Linked DNA regions of Homo sapiens: region 1 is linked to region 2. The links are chromatin contacts, found by Hi-C or POLR2A ChIA-PET in ENCODE. All regions are on one chromosome and are shown on one strand. Each heading gives the region's core, a stretch centred on a gene start or an enhancer-like site at or near the end of the contact. The rest is flanking DNA. Distances are from core to core; before and after follow the strand shown.

Region 1 (5,766 bases), core at 3,125-5,624, 39 kb before region 2:
AGAGAGATAATGCAGTCATAAAAAGAAATGAACTAATGGCATTCGCAGCAACCTGGATGGAACTGGAGACTATTATTCCAAGTGAAGTAACTCAGGAAATGGAAAAAACTTCGTATGTTCTCACTCATATGTGGGAGCTAAGCTATGAAGATGCAAAGGCATAAGAATGATACAATGGACTTTGGGGACTTGGAGAAAAGGGTGGGGTGGGGGTGAGGGATAAAAGACTACAAATTGGGTTTAGTGTATACTACTCAGTGATGAGTGTACCACTAAAGGATGACTCTTGTAATCAAATACCACCTGTTTCCCAAACACCTATGGAAATAAAAAATAAAATTAAAAATTAAAATTAAAAAAAATAGAGACAAAATGTAAAAGGAAGAAAGGAGTCAAAGAAATCACCAAGTCAAGAGTGCTGGGTCTGGGCCTTAAACCTTACCCTTCCTCTCTGTGAAATGGGCACAGCCTCTTCCTCTCTGATCTGGTTTCCCAGTTCCCTTCCAGACTGGCCTCTGGTGCTTGCAGGTGCTAAAGCTAAGACACGCATCCCTCTTGCTCCTGACAGCCTAGCCTGGGTTGGGGGGATCCTGCCAGCAACACCACCGGCTGTAAGTTCTGTGGCAGCAGCCTCTACCCTGTCATGTTAGTGTCTGCTGAATTGAATCACTCAGAGGTCATTTTCTGGCCTCCTTTTAAATGGCAGACCCCAAAAACAAACGCTGCTTCAGTTTATGCCTCTTAAAACTTTGGCCTAAGGTGCTTTGCTCCCATTCCTGGGTACAGAACTAGAAAATGGAGCCAGATCCCAGCCCTTGATGTGTGGACAGGATGTGGGAAGGTAACAAAGGGAGAAAAGGGGTGAATGAAACGCCCAAGATGGCTTAAGAAGCAGTCTCATCTGGCCAGGCACGGTGGCTCATGCCTGTGATCCCAACACTTTGGGAGGCCTAGGTGGGTGGATCACCTGAGGTCAGGAGCTCCAGACCAGCCTGGCCAACATGGCGAAACCCCGTCTCTACTAAAAATACAAAAATTAGCCAGGTGTGGTGGCGGGCACCTGTAACCCTAGCTACTCAGGAGGCTGAGGTGGGAGAATCACTTGAACCCGGGAGGTGGAGGTTGCAGCGAGCTGAGTTCGCGACACTACACTCCCACCTGGGCGGCAAGAGCGAAACTCTGTCCCCCAAAAAAAAAAAACGAATCAGTCTCATCAGTGCAAATGCTCGCAGCTCCCAAATTAGTTGGGAGCAACTGGACCCAAGAAACATTCAGCAAGCACACGCATCTTGAGGTTGTGAAGAACTGTTTAAGAGTCAGACTGCTGGACGCAGTGGCTCACACCTGTAATCTCAGCACTCTGGAAGGCCAAGACTGGTAGATTGCTTCAGCCCAAGAGTTAGAGAACAGCCCAAGAGTTGGAGACCAGCCTGGGCAACATAGTGAAACCCTGTCTCTATAAAAAGTACAAAAATTAGCCAGGTGTGGTGGCAGACACCTGTGGTTCCAGCTACTTAGGGGGCTGAGGTAGGAGGATCACCTGAGCCCAGGGAGGTCGAGGCTGCAGTGAGCCATGATTGTGCCATTACACTGCACTCCAGGCTGGGCAACAGAGAGTGACCTTGTCTCAAAAAACAAAAACAAGCCAGTCTTCTAGATTCATGACCCCAGCTCTGCCACCTACAAGCTACCTGACCTTGGGCCATGACTTAACCTCCCTGTAACATGGGAGTAAATAGTCCTTTCCTCCTAGGGTTGAGGAATGCTTGGAACAGTGCCTAGTACACAGCTAATTCTACAGTATTGTTCACTACTATTACCTGCCTGGAGCTTTAATGCACTATAATCTCATAGAATCTTCCTAACAAGCCTGGGAAAAAGTAATTATTTTATAGATGAAAAACCTGAGGCTCAAGTCATACTGCTGATTTGCAGCAGGGCTGGGATTTAAAGACTCCCCGGTCTTTCCAACTTCAAGTTCCACTGTCCCGTGTTCCCTCCCAGAGAGAGGGGATAGAAAAGGACAACACCGTGGGGGAGGGGAGGTAAATCATGTGGAAGGGGCATGGATGCCATTGGGAAAGGCTCAAAGTGGGAGAGGCTGCCCGGTGGGGAGGTCTGATGGAGACAGTTTTTCCCCATGACCTCTTGAAGTGCCACTTCCCAGAAAAGATGATGGCTGCAGGCTGAGGGCACACTGGGGACTCCACATCTTTCATAGCCATTGCTGAAGTCTCTGAGCCTCAAGAGAAATTTACTGCAGACCACACATCGGCAGCCATGAGAGGGAAGGCGGAAGGGCAGGCCAGATGGGACAGTCCCCAGGCAGGACTCTGCACAGGCTCTGGGGCTGTGGGGCTCTGGGCTGACCACAGCCTGGAAGAGCCTAGTGACACCCTGTCACCCCTAGACTCCTCAGTTCCCAGACACCTTGTTCTGATGAAGTGAATGGGGAGGCTGGGCCTGGGGGTGGGAGAATAGCCACATGATAGCCCCTCACCCCTGCATGCCAGCAGGCAGCAGGGAAGGCAGACAGGAGCCCAGAGGGCCAGCAGCAGTGACCACGGGGCCTACATTTTTCTGGCAACGAGGGTTGGCAAGGGAGAACAGACAGAAGCCTGCTATATCAGGCTGGAAAGAGAAGGACTCTCCTCAGCTTGGAGAAATTCCTGCCTAGTACCATTTGCCCATTCCCAGACTAACCAAATGTTAGAGCAGAAAAAGGGGCTTTCTGAGGTCAGCCAACAGGGCCTCCTTACTTTGCAATGGAAAAAAATTAGGTCACACAAAGTTGAAAGCTATTGTAAAGGAGACCAGAACTTGGGTGCCTCAATACCTAGTCCCATGGTCTTCAGGGCATGCATATGAGATCCAGAATCAGGTCACCATGGCTCTGACTCTGGATCTGCCCCCAGCCATCAATCTGCACTATTCTAGAAGCTTCCTTCAGGTTGTAGGTTCTATAGCTCTGAGATAGAGTGGCATGCACTGTGTGTGCACGTGTGTATGTAGTATGCGTCCATTCAACAGCAAATATTTATCGAGTGCTCCATTTAAGGCCCTGGAGATAAAGCAGTTCACAAATAGAGGAAGCCTCTCCACTGTGTCTCTAGGGCTGACTTTCACTACAGAGAGAGCCTCATGCACAATTTGTGCCTAGACTCAAAGGTAGGATGTGTCCTGTGCACACCATCAAGAGCTACAGCCCTTCTCCGGGTCTCCTTGTGCTTCACAGGGGTTTTGGACAAACCTTATGGGAGCATTTCCCCAGCCCCAACCCATGCCCTGACTCCCGCCTCCCATGGCACCCCAGGGTGCTGCTTCGGGCATTTGGTGCCCCGCCTTGCAATCACTGACTTCCTGAGCAACCTGAAGAGGGACTGTACCTACTTCACCTCTTAATCCTTAGCACCTGGTGGATGCAAGCTCCCTAGGAACTCCCGTTGAATAAAGGGATGATTAAATGAAGGCACCGATTCTCAGTTTCTCTCATCTGTAAAATGCAGGTGATAACTATCTGGATGACTCCTGATTTTCCTCCAGATCAGATGAGACATAGGAGATGAAAGGACCTTGGAACTAACGTGCTGTTCTTCCCAAGATACAGTTCTTATTATCCCCCATAAAAATGGCACCAGCTCAGTGTCTCTGAGAAAGGACTCAGCTATAGAGAGCCTCGGTTTTTATCCGGGAGTGTGTGCTTGAGCATGAATATGTGTGTGAGTGTGAGTGTATATGCTGGCCTGGAGAGCCAAATCGACCCCATAAGAAGATGTAATTTCAAGGAGGCTTCAGGGAACCCAGACCTCCTCCCTGTCTGTCCCTATTTACAGGGACATATGGCTGCCAGGCCAGCAGAGCCCCAGAGGAGTTCAGCCCTCAGCCGAGGACAAAGGGAAGGACGGGAAAGAGAAAGCACCCCCAAGAGCCCTTGTCTCTCCATCGTCCGTCCGTCTGTCAGCGGCAGCCAGTGGCTTGCCAGGCAGGACGGAAGCGCTGCCCGGCCATAAATGACCGCTGGCTCCAGGCTGGCCACCCGCCCTGGCCGCCCGCACGGAAGGGCCGGACTTTACCCAGCAAATCGGGAAGGAACTGAAGCCTCTGAACTTGGGACTTGGGCTCCGTCGATAAGGCCAGTGGACAAACAGAGGGCAGGGACCAGGGCTCCCCTTTATACACACAGAAGCCCGGCTCCAGGCTGATACTGCTGAGATCTTTGCCCTTTAGTTCAAACAGGAAATCTTAAAATGGAAAATGAGCTGCGTAAGGAAGGGGCGCGGCCACTAGCTTACAGGGAAGACGGAGCAGGTTGTTCGCCAAAGAACGTTTTGGCTCCACGCGGCCTGGGGTGTTTGGGAGGGGTCAAGGGTCTGCCTGGGGAAGGGAGAAGGCAGCCTGGCAGGTGAGGAAGCCCTATAGGCAGCTGTAGGGCGGGGGGAGTGTCAGAAACCTGGGTCTGAGCCACAATACGCAACTGATCCGTGGTGTGGCTTGTGGGGAATGACTTCACATATAGGAACCTCAATTTCTCCATCCATAAATGTGGCTAGCCATACCATCCACCTAGAGCGCTCACAGAGGATCTGAATGAAGTCATGGTGTGAAAGTGCCATGCAAGTCACAACCCTACATCCTGGCAAGGCCCTCCCCAGAAGGAATTTCACAATCACAAGGGGAAATCCAGAATAACATCTCCAGCCCCCCATGCCACCCCTGTACACCCCCGTGCTGGCAGTTCAAAGAAGAGAAAATTGGGAGAAGAGAAATAATTAGAGAACGCCAGCAGTCTCTCTGCTGAGGTTTCCAAGTAATTATTCACCTGTAAATTACTCCTCTCACCTTAATTCTATCTCCAGATCCTTTAGACAAGGTAAATTCATTTATTTACATCTCTAACTATCCTGCTTTGGTAAACATTCCAACAAGGTTGGATGGCCCATTAAAGAAAAAAACAAGTGAAGAAGCGAGGCAAGCAGGAGAGAGAGAGATTAACTACTGGTCATTACTGGCATTTGCAGAATTACCTCCAAGGGTAATTAATGAGGAATCATGCCAAAGCAAACCTCAACTTGAGCCAAAAAGGAACCCATCACAGCCAGGTGGAAACTACAGGCGGCCCCACTTGCAGATGGCCCTCGCTTCTCACCTGCAGGATGGGACCCTTCCAGGAGGCTCCCCTTAACTCCTTCTGCCTCAGGCAGTGGTGTGGGCTGCACCTTCATTTCAGGAAGAACTCTCCTTATCTGGTGAGGTCACTTTTGACTCACCCCTCTCACTCACAGACCAGCAATCTTTCTGGGCCACCCCCCAACCCAGGCCTGGCCATTTCTGGGCCTGGCACATCTTAGCTGCTCAATAAACAGATGGCTAGGCATGGCGGCTTATACCTGTAATCCCAACACTTTGGGAGGCCAAGGCAGGAGAATCACTTGAAGCCAGGAGTTCAAGACCAGCCTGGGCAACATAGACAGAACCCATCTCTATAAAAATTTTTAGTAGTGACACGCACTGTATTCCCAGCTACTTGGGAGGCTGAGGCAGGAGGATCACTTGCACCCAGGAAATTGAGGTTATAGTGAACCATAATTGTACCACTGCACTCCAGCCTGGATGACAGAGCAAGATCCTGCCTCTAAACAGACAGATAGTAGCTGCTGAGTGAATGGATCAATGTACTATTCATTCTAATTTCCTAAAGCCTCTTGAACTTGCCAAATTTCAAAGTCACCCCCCCTCCCAAGATTAAACTCACCATCCTTTTTTGCC
Region 2 (5,827 bases), core at 1,610-4,109:
TCTCGCTCTATCGCCCAGGCTGGAGTGCAGTGGTGTGATCTCGGCTCACTGCAAGCTCCGCCTCCCGGGTTCACACCATTCTCCTGCCTCAGCCTCCCGAGTAGCTGGGTCTACAGGCACCCACCACCATGCCCAGCTAAATTTTTGTATTTTTAGTGGAGACGGGGTTTCACTGTGTTAGCCAGGATGGTCTCAATCTCCTGACCTGGTGATCCGCCTGCCTCAGCCTCCCAAAGTGCTGGGATTACAGGCGTGAGCCACCGTGCCCGGCCTCTACCTGCAATGCCTTTCTTCCCTCCTCAGCCTCCAATGAGCCTGCTCAAAAGTCAGCTCTGGTCACACGGGAATCCCATCCCAAAACCAGAGTGCATCTTTTACCCCTCGCTCTCACAACACATATGGGTTGAGTATCCCTCATTTGAAATGCTTGAGACCAGAAGTGTTTTGGATTTAAGATTTGGGAATATTTGCATACACATAATGAGATATCTTGGGGATGAGACCCAAGTCTAAACACAAAATTCATTTATGTTTCATATACACCTTATACACATAGCCTATGGCAATTCTATACAAAATTTTTAACAATTTTGTGCAAGAAATAGTTTTGACTGCGACCTATCATATTAGGTCAGGTGTGGAATTTTCCACTTGTGGTGTTACGATGGCACTCAAAAAGTTTCTGATCTTGGCCAGGCATGGTCGCTCACACCTGTAATCCTAGCACTTCGGGAGGCCAAGACGGGTGGATCACCTGAGGTCAGGAGCTCGAGACCAGCCAGGCCAACGTGGCAAAACCCCATCTCTACGAAAAATACAAAAATTACAGGTGGCGCATGCCTGTAATCCCAGCTACTCAGGAGGCTGAGGCAGGAGAATTGCATGAATCCAGGAGGAAGAGGTTGCAGTGAGCTGAGATTGTGCCACTGCCCTGTACCCTGGGCGACAGAGCGAGCCTCCATCTCAAAAAAAAAAAAAAAAAAGTTTCAGATTTTGAATTTTTGAATTAAGGATGCTCAAATTATACTATATTTTATTGAGATCACTGCTTTCCACCTCCCCCAGTATGCTTGGCATTTTCAGGGCAGAGATTTATATCTTACTGTTTATGTATCCCAAGCATCTGGCATGGTACCTCCTACATACGGAGTGACATCAGAATTTTGAAGAATATGGCCAGCACAGTGGCTCACACCTGCAAACCCAGCACTTTGGGAGGCTGAGGCAGGCAGATCACCTGAGGTCAGGAGTTCGAGACCAGCCTGGCCAACATAGTGAAATTTCATCTCTACTAAAAATGCAAAAATTGGCCGGGCATGGTGGCGGGTGCCTGTAATCCCAACTACTCAGGAGGCTAAGGCAGGAGAATCACTTGAACCCAGGAGGCAGAGGTTGCAGTGAGCTGAGATCGGGCCACTACACTCCAGCCTGGGTGACAGAGCAAGACTCCATCTCCAAAAAAAAAAAAAAAAAAAAAAGTTTTAAGAATAAATGAATGTTGTCCACACCTCAATTCTTAAAAGCTTATACTTATGTGTAGCCTCTGCCTATAAGAATTAAGCCTGGGTGTGGTGGCTCACTCCTGTAATGCCAGTACTTTGGGAGGCCAAAGTGGGAGGATTGCTTGAGGCCAGGAGTATGTGACCAGCCTGGGTAATATAGTGAGACCCTGTCTCTACAAAAGAAAACAACAATAATGATAAAATAATACAGATTTTTTTCAAGAAAGTTAATGTTTGTAATGGGTCCCTTAATTTGCACAGAACTTCAAATTAAATTATTCCAATCTTTGGAGTGACCCTCAGGGTATTATTATGACCTTTCCCAGATGAGAGAAACAATAGCCAAAAGTTACACTGTCAAAACTGGTGGAACTGGGATCCTGGCATTTTGGCCCTCCCTTCTCCACTGCAATGCCAGCCCCCGAGATGGCATGTACAAATCTACGTTATCTGTTATTTTTCACATGCTGCCAGCATGTCACAAATCCAGTCTAAATAAAATGTACAACTTCCTCTTGCTACCACAGCTCACCCTCCAGCTAGGATTTCTAATTTGCTGTCACCAACAGTATCCATTCCTGGACTGTGCTCATGCCTTTTCCATAAACCAGGACCATCTCTGGGAATCTGCTCTCCTTCTACCCAAGCCCAAAGCAAGTCTTGGGAAGGGGAAGGTCACAAATCCACCTGTTAGAGAAGGGAGTTTCTAGTTCAAAAAAAGTTCTTCCTCTACATCTCTAGGCATAAGAACCCTATTCCAGTCTCAAGCTACCTCCAAGAAAAGTGGCTCATCCAATTGGCCCTGTTAATTATGCCCAGGAGATGATCCTGGAATTGTGTTTGTGAACATTAAAATCCTAATGAAACGCACTAGGAAGCTTGGCATTTAAAGGATTCCTGCTAGCAATGAGTAAGCCACAGTGAAGATTCCTTCTGGAAGGGGAGTAACTGACCCCAGAGTAATTGTCCTGTTCATCTTATTGATACCTAATGGGTTGACTTAAAGAAGCGCTCACCAGCTCCTACTTCCGGGCCTGGAATTCTTGGAAATGTGGTCTTTCCGGGCTCCCCAATGCTTGGCATTGGAGCCTCGTTTCCTCATTCTGCTTCCCTTTCCTCCTGAAACTGTTTATAGACCTGAGGTCCCGCTTGTGAGCTGAGGAAGGGCTGAGGGCCCTCAGTGAGTTGTCCACCTTTGGGAAAACGAAGACACAGGGTGAGCAAAGCAATGTGCTAAATGACAAATAGTTAAAGATTTGTCTAGATTTCACAATGGCTCTGTGTCTTATATCACTTTCATTTTTATGTCGGAAACAGGATTCAGTGCCTCTTACTCACGGTTGCATCATTGATGACAGAGAGACATTGTGTTTCTTGGCAGAGGCTGGCCCTTACAGATGAACTGGGGAGAGGGGGCTCATGCTGGGCCTGAAACGTACTTTAGGAAGCCTTTTTCTCTCCCCTGTTGGAGACACTTCCTCACATTTCTCTCAACAATGGGTTCTAAGCCCCTCCACCCCTTCCTCAAACTAACAGCCTCATGCACCCCAAACAGGCTCATTCACCCTGAGCAAAGAAGACCCCATCCTACAGTCCCAGTGTTCCTCATCCACACTTCTGGGCCTGCCTCCCTTCTTCCTTTCACCTAAGTCTGCCACCTCCCCATCCATCTGCCCAGGAGCATCACACTAACCAACAACTCCTCTCCCTAAGGTGTCTGCAATCAACTCTTTCCACCAGCCCTTCCTGTCAACATCCAAACATGCCCAGGTTTCTCACACTGAAAAATTAAAAAATAAGTAATCCTTTCACCCGACTTCCCCTCCAGTTATGGCCTTAGCTCTCCCTGCACAGCTTCAAAACTGGCATCAGGCCCATCCTACTCCCAAAACAGTTCTTAACAAGGTCACTGTGATCTTTGGTTGATCAAACCCAGTTGTCAGTCTGGTTTCCTTCCTCCTTCCTCCTTACAGCTGATGCTCACTTCGTCCTCCCGAGCTTTTCTTGCCCACTAACTGCTCCCACAGGTTCCCAGCTTCAGCAGGCTCCTGGCCCCCATGGGCAGGACTGGGAGAAGTTCTCCCTGTAGACAGACCGGCCCTTGAGAAGCCACATTACAGTCTTGAAGGGTCCTATGTTATGGTCATGTGATCTAAAAATTAGTACTTTAATAGAGAAAGACTCCAAGTCCCCATCAATAATAGTTCCTATTTTCCAAAATTCCAGGAATGACTCCAGCCTCCATTAGATGGACGCAATCTTTCTTTAGAAATGCTAAAATTGTGGAGGGCCTTGATCTAGTCAGCTGTTCTGTCTTTACCAGAGATTTGCATATCTCTGGTTTCATCCTAGTTGATAGTTCCTTTCTTAGAAGGCAACCTCATTTAAAGTGGCTAAAATATGCTGTTGCCCTTGGGTATCAACAACAAAGAGTCCTGTAACTGACATGAGACCATCCGCAAGAAGTTCCTGATTCTTCATCTACTGACTAACCCCTGCCCTTGCCCCCTCCTCTGGTTCCTCCTCAGAGGCCTCCTAAAAGCCTTCCCATCCTGTAAGCCCCCAACCCCATTATGCAGTCAGACAGAACTAATGGTTCCCCTCAGCAGTCCCTCCCAGGATTATAAATTTATCATACTCAAGTATTGATTAGTCTTGACATTCTATTAGGGCCATTTAGGGGCTTATTCTCACATTTATTTTCATTTCAAAACAGTGTTAAAAAGCAATCAATAACTGCCTGATACCTAAACAAACACCCAGACTCATTATGTCAATAACCTGGTAAATGTTTTACTTGCTGGTTTCCAGCTGCCATGAGGAAAGATCCTCCCATTTGCCAGATGCTCAAATGGTGCCTGGAAAACAGATCTATAAGGTGCATTATCCTAGGAGGGAGCACTACAGTAAATCAACAATTTCAGGGTTGCTGAATGTTTCATAGCTATTTTTTGTCAGGGAGGGGGGTAAAGGCATGGTGTACTGGAAAAAGCATGGATTAAACTTGGATTCATAATTCACGGTAAGACTGTAATTCTTACTGTGTCACTTACTAGCTCTGTGTAGTCTCTAGAACTCAGTTTCCTCATCTATACGCAATGGTTAATGCAAATAACAGGATGGAGTGGGCACAGTGGCTCACACCTGTAATCCGAGCACTTTGGAAGGCCAAGGCAGGCGGATCACCTGAGGTCAGGAGTTCGAGACCAGCCTGACCAACACGGTGAAATCCCATCTCTACTAAAAATACAAAAATTAGCCAGGCATGATGGTGGGATCCTGTAGTCCCAGCTACTTGGGAGGCTGAGGCAGGAGAATCGCTTGAACCCAGGAGGCAGAGGTTGCAGTGAGGCAAGATCGTGCCGTTGCACTCCAGCCTCAGTGACAAATAACAGGATGGCCTCCCCTGCTAGGGATTGTTAAGGTAAGAGATATGAAAGCCCTTTGTGTGCTGTTAACTTCATGAGCCTTTTGTGAGCTTCAATGCCCTTGCTCAAATGGGCAGCAGAGTTGCTTTTGGCTGGTATCATGGATGATCTGTGATAGAAGAAAAACTGGAACAGCCAATTAAGCAGCTCAACTTTGCCTTGACCCAGCTGGTCACTTTGGACATAGTATGCCTGCATTACTTCACAGGATTCTTTGGAAGACAGTGACATAGGAAACAGCAAATGGTTTCCAAGGGGCAAGCAAGTCTTGGAGCACTCAATAGTATAAGCCCTTTATGAAGAAGCAAATTAAGGACATTTGTTCTTCTTCTGCCTGGGTAATATCAGCCACAGCAACAAGCACTGACAGAAAAGGAAAAAAAGAAAAGAAAAAGAAAAAAAAAAGAGAGAAACAGTGGAGAAACCATGTCTCTACTAAAAATATAAAAATAAGCGGGGTATGGCGGCGCGCTCCTGTAATCCCAGCTACTTGGGAGGCTGAGGCAGGAGAACTGCTTGAACCCGGGAGGCGGAGGTTGCAGCGAGCCAAGATCCCGCCACTGCTCTCCAGCCTGGGCGACAGAGCAAGACTCCGTCTCAAAGGAAAAAAAACATTTAGTCATCTACTGATAATATGAGCCACCCAACCCAACCCTCATGTGCCCAGTCTGGCAGCAGAAGACCCCTGCAGTCTGACCTTGAACTGGTCACTTCAGTTTCCCGTCCTCTTCATCAGTTCAACTAGGGACACTAAGAGAGCCCTCCTTCGGTGGTTATCTTGTCAGCATCAAGTGAGGTAATACATTTGAAAGAATTTGGTAAATAGTATCTGTTTACAAAGCTGTATGCATGTGAATGATCAACATTATTTACAGTAAGTTTGTGAGATAAATACGA

The links. A loop is a pair of places that touch in the nucleus more often than their neighbours do. ChIA-PET counts read pairs that join two places held with the same protein, here RNA polymerase II (POLR2A).
Region 1: a map of endothelial cell of umbilical vein shows a loop between it and region 2 (4-fold over the local background). The contact joins two enhancer-like sites. A Hi-C loop is called at or near these places in 5 of 168 maps with a recorded cell type or tissue (astrocyte of the cerebellum, endothelial cell of umbilical vein, lower leg skin and 2 more). POLR2A ChIA-PET finds 5 or more read pairs at or near these places in 1 of 52 experiments (activated CD8-positive, alpha-beta memory T cell).

The regions. Positions count from the first base shown.
Region 1 is chr9:107,586,164-107,591,929 of GRCh38, reverse strand. It overlaps LOC105376205 (a long non-coding RNA gene), which reads right to left. Exons shown (of 9, transcript XR_930217.2): 4 at 5,753-5,766. Among named protein-coding and RNA genes, the nearest start is that of KLF4, 99 kb to the right of the region's middle. RefSeq lists enhancers at 3,529-4,053, 4,054-4,579. Within about 2 kb of position 4,374, at least 21 of the 41 ENCODE cell types and tissues checked have a DNase peak (open chromatin) inside an H3K27ac peak, as active enhancers do; they include endothelial cell of umbilical vein, where a contact is called at or near this core.
Region 2 is chr9:107,545,528-107,551,354 of GRCh38, reverse strand. No RefSeq gene overlaps it. Among named protein-coding and RNA genes, the nearest start is that of KLF4, 59 kb to the right of the region's middle. Within about 2 kb of position 2,859, at least 13 of the 41 ENCODE cell types and tissues checked have a DNase peak (open chromatin) inside an H3K27ac peak, as active enhancers do; they include endothelial cell of umbilical vein, where a contact is called at or near this core.